2 separate regions of the Homo sapiens genome follow, and region 2 is linked to region 1. Evidence: chromatin loops called from intact Hi-C (ENCODE). Cell type or tissue: heart left ventricle. All regions are shown on one strand. Region 1 overlaps TP63 (tumor protein p63). Region 2 overlaps TP63 (tumor protein p63).

The links. Hi-C counts contacts between places; a loop is a spot of excess contacts. Peaks named below come from ENCODE experiments on the same cell type or tissue, not always from the same donor. Only the 100,000 strongest peaks of a DNase experiment are listed, where the experiment ranks them.
Region 2: a loop joins it to region 1, with 2.1 times the contacts of the local background. A loop is called at or near these places in 3 of 110 quality-filtered maps.

What each region holds. Positions count from the first base shown.
Region 1 is chr3:189,812,894-189,815,393 of GRCh38, forward strand. All of the region lies in intron 4 of TP63 (tumor protein p63), which reads left to right. Among named protein-coding and RNA genes, the nearest start is that of MIR944, 16 kb to the right of the region's middle. In heart left ventricle, no CTCF peak of the experiment used is centred here; a DNase peak (open chromatin) is centred at 1,228.
Region 2 is chr3:189,861,900-189,864,399 of GRCh38, forward strand. It overlaps TP63 (tumor protein p63), which reads left to right. Exons shown (of 14, transcript NM_003722.5): 5 at 2,333-2,500. Among named protein-coding and RNA genes, the nearest start is that of MIR944, 33 kb to the left of the region's middle. In heart left ventricle, no CTCF peak of the experiment used is centred here; a DNase peak (open chromatin) is centred at 1,312.

The sequences.
Region 1 (2,500 bases):
TTTGGGCTATTAACATGCATACTTTATAGAGGGACTGTGATACTATCCACTATCCAAATATATGAATAGATGGTATAGGGTGATAACAGCCTCTCCTGCATGCAGACTTCTGCAGGCTGGCTCTGCTGCTTTCCGAAGCCTGCCCAAGCAGATGTAGGCTCTCCTTGCCAGTGCAAGGAGAGGCCCTTTCCAGATTTAAGAACCTGTTGATTTTTGACATTCGTTCCTCATTTTTAATCTGATGCTTCATGATGGGAATGCCTTTTTGTATTCTTTGTGTTAAGGAATAACAGTGGGCCTTACTTATGGCAGACTCAAGATATTAATGTATAATGACAAACTACTGGAAGCAACCTGATCAGTCACCCGTGAAAAACTAGATGGCATGTTATAAGCAATAACCATACGGCCATTAGAAAGAATTCTCTGTACTGATAAGGAAAGCTTTGGGAGTTGCTGGTGAGGGAAAAAGAAAGCTTTCTGTGGCACCTGCTTGAGAATTGAGAGTCCTGGTAAGGAACCCCACTTGTAGGGGCGGTGTTTCTTTGTGCTCCCCTCTAGTGATGAGGCTTCTTGGTGAACATAGTTCAGTCTGTCTTGATTATTGGCCTCACACACCTTTGCCAGTTGGAGAGCTATTTTTCACCGCTCATGACACGAGAGTACTCTCTGTGTGCATACGCCATGAAAATCCTCAGGTTGTTTTTTTTTTTGCATTGTTTTGTTTTTTAAATTGTGTTCAGACTGAAGTAAGGACCCTACCCTTGGGACATAGGATCACTTTTTGCTGTTGTATCTTTCTCCTGTCATTGACCTCAAGGTCTTGTATGGCAGACTCCCTGATCTAGTGCCCAGCACAATGTCCAGCACACAGTAAACCTTTAATAAATGGGAAGGAACTTTTTTTCTCTCATAATTAAAGGAAACAATTGTAGTTCCCAGCAGGAGCCCTCAATTCTGACTCTGATTGTTAACTGCCCGTGAATTTGTTCCCTGTAGCCTTCACCCATGATTTATAGAGAGTGTTCTTCCTTTGCCTTTCTTAACCATGCCAGCTTCGTGTCATGTTCAGAGCTGTGGAGAATTTGACTTGAGCAAGTGGAGAGATTAGGGAGGTGGCGTTTGAAAGGGGAACAGCCAGTTCCCGGGAGAGTTCCATTGATCCCAGCATATGGGTCTTGGTCTCGCAAGCTCACTCCCTTTGGCTCCGCAGGCAGGCTGAGATGCGCGCCTGCGGCCCACCCTCCCTGTCATCAGGTTACCTGTAATGTAAGACTTTTAGAAAAAGGCTGCCAGCTCTGCAGAAATCTAATGCAACCCAGCCAATTGCGTGGCCCTCTGGAATTTAGAGACTCTTAAGAATAGCCCATCAAAGGACAAGATGTACAGACAAACTCTTCGATGGTAAATAGGATTTATCAGTTTTCTTTCACAGTGGAAGCACTTCCCCCATTAAAGTCTGAGTCTCATCTGGGGCTTGATCTAATCTTACAATTCAGTGGCTGTTAGATTTTATTGGTGAGGGGCAGAAGTCAGTAGCTCGTGCCACTGGTACATGTGTTCGTGTTTATCATAACAAGATAATTTTTACTTCTTGCCATAGCTGTTTCATAAATTATGTGAGATGTGTATCAGGTGCCTTTTTGTGCCACTCCCATGATGAAGAAAATAATAGCATTGAGCATATTAATCTGTTATCTAAACTATTTCTTAGTTCACAGAGTATTGAGGAAGAATGTACTAAATAAAGTGCTTAGAGATTTTTGGTGATGGTTCAAGTAACTTACCTCTAGGTTTTGGATTTAAAATGAATATTCATTGTAAGGCATGCTTCCGAAGAGTTGTTCCCTCATCCAGAGCAGAATAACTGAATCAGCGTTCTTGCCTGAGTTTTAGATTGACTCTAGGTTAACGTATTCGTGATGAGCCAGTTTAATCTAATCTAAGGCTTATCAGCCTCCCATACTATTTTGAGTGATTTGTTCACTGCACCGTGGAGTGTCTATTTAACATTAAACTGATCTTGATTTATTGCATGTGAACATTATAAAAACTATTGATTTTAAAAATGAATAATTTAAATAAAGCTTATATTTCTTTTCCTACTACAAAGAGTAACAGCAAAAATCCTCTGCTTTTCCCTTTTCTTCTTTCTCCCTATTCTTCTCCTCTTCCCGCATTTCTTCTCCCCCTTCTTTCTACTCCCTCCTTCTCTTTTTTCCTTCATTTATGTTATTATTGTTAGTTAATTTGGTTTTGTAGGTATCATCAGCTACATGGTATCTTTCTTTATTTTTTTTTACTATAGCTTCACTCTTCTCCATAAATTAATATGGAGAACATGATATATATCAATCACCGTGGAAATTTTTATCAGGATTAAATTATCACAACCTTTTCATGTAACAAATCACTTTGGTGAATAATAATGGGCTGCTTTAGAGGTAGCAAACCCAAATGTCATTGGAGTCAGGGAGGTAGCATAAATGAGCCGAATGAT
Region 2 (2,500 bases), 49 kb after region 1:
TATTTATAAAATAGGGATGATAATTCAAGTCAATTATCTGTTATCTACAATTCTGAAGTTCCAAGAGCTCTGAAAATCAGAAGTTGGTTCAGTTTTATTTTGATTTCTTAAGTTTGTGGCACACTCATTTGATGGTGAAACCCAGGTTTCGTAGTCATTTATCAGTTAGTGTGAATATTTATGAATTCTGCAGAAATAATGTTTGATCTTATGGTGCTACCCTAAATTCTGCTGGATACATTCATATGTTATGCAAACTACTATTTTTCTAAAATCTAAACAATTCTGGATTCTGAAAATTCTGGCCCCTGTGGTTTCAGATAAGAGACAGTATGCTTGTAATACCTTCCTCTTAGGGTTGTATCAGGATAAAATTTCTTAAGGCAGAACTCAGTAAACGATGAAGCTATTATTATTTATCATTAATTAAGCTTAAAAATTAGATTCCCACCCCCATCCCCGAGAATGAACAAGAATTAGCACTTGACGATCCTTAATTTTATTCTTAATGCTTTTATACTGTACTCTCTCGAGCTTGATTTATAGTATATCAGTTATTAAAATGGAATGTTTTCCTTAAGAAACTTCTACGCTGAACACTTAACCTTCATTTCTGCAATCTTTACATACTTGGAAGGATACCTTATTTGCCTTTAGGTATTAGTTGACAGACTTATTTTTCAGTCATCTTTCCTAAGGGTCATCTTACGAAATTCATGGTTAGATTATGCGTTATATACCTCCTAACGAAAACACGAATGGATATGCTTATTTTCTTCAAGTTCTCAATAAAAGGAAGTTCTTAACATGTCATAAAACAAGTTCTGTGTAAGTCTTTAGTTAAAAGCACTAGAGCAAAAATACCCATCTAGATTTCATTCAGTGTTTCCCAAGTAGAATTTTATTTTTGTGGTTGAAGTTTGGCATGTTTCCTATTTCTTCAAGCTATATAAAACCCTTTTGCTGCGTCTAATCCATGGCCTGCGGACATGGAGGACTGATTTTGCAATACTTTTCTAGCATTGGGAAACTTCTAACTAAAAATTTTGTGTGCTGGAATACTTGGAAGAAAAGGAAAGGTCATTTAAACAAATACTATATTTTAAAATGAAGAAATAAAGCAACATTTTAAATGTGTGATTTTTGTTAAGATACTTGCCATTAGTGAGAGTTAGGGTGGGACATATCAGTAACGAATCCGATTGCCACTATGGCTCTGCCCCCCCACCATCTTTCCTCTGGGAGGATGTTGGGGCCAACTTACGATTGCAACCTGTGTGTGTGTTTATCCTTTGTTTGGATACATGTTACTAGGTGCCCCACTCTTGGCCAGCAATTCCAGTGCCTGGGTGGTTTGCCTGAGCAAAGTGCCTGAGTGGCTAGGAATGTAGAGATAGGGCTTTGACCCAGAGCACAGGGATGATAAGGTTTACTATAGTGTAAGGATTAGAATGAAGGTTCTCTTCTGCTTCAGAAGTGGGAAGAGGAAGCAACACAGGATGGGATCTCTATCTGGTTCTAGGTCTCAGGCTTTCTCCAGCCCGTTTTGCCAACTTACAAGCAACTAACCACCACTAAACTTCCTCTCCCTGGAGAAGGAAAAATTTCACTCACTTGTGAGTGAGAAGATCTGCATCCAGATCCTTTCTGTGCCATGATTAGCTGTGCTACATCAGGCCCGGTGTTTTCAGGAGTTTAGGACCAAACAGCCCCTTTCAGCTCTTGCATTCTCCTAGTCTTTGACATCAGAAGGAAAGTGCAGGCGTTCAAGGGAGTTCTTGTTTTACAGTTTCAAGCGATCTGACGTCAGGCGAAATCTCTTCACTCTCTAACAGATATTCCATCTTAAAAAAAATCCCATGAACCCTAATTCCTGTGAGTGTCTCTAAAGTATATTAAAGACTGGATTAATTGTAATCTAGGCAGAAATCTGTCTTTGTGGTTGTTGTTTAATATCACTCAGTACATGCCAATACTCTTCTTTCACTTAGCTTCTGGTAATCTATGAAGCTACTCGTGGTTTCATTCATTTAAACCCCTCTGAGCCTCAGCTTCTTCATGCTAAAGGAAAATAACAGGAAATAATGGCATAAATGTGTTTTGATAAACATAAAACCTTTTGTAAACATGGGGTTTTATTTATGATAGCACAAAATATTAATATAACTTCCTCTAATAACATTGACATACGTCACATCTATAGTAGCCAGTAGTAAACAGGCAGCATGCAGCTCTAAAAAGTGGACAGATTTTCATTGTTCTGATTTGGAATGTAACAATATCTCCTGTTGGTTCTCTCCTTCCTTTCTCCACTGGCCCCAACTCTAAGCAGTATTCCACTGAACTGAAGAAACTCTACTGCCAAATTGCAAAGACATGCCCCATCCAGATCAAGGTGATGACCCCACCTCCTCAGGGAGCTGTTATCCGCGCCATGCCTGTCTACAAAAAAGCTGAGCACGTCACGGAGGTGGTGAAGCGGTGCCCCAACCATGAGCTG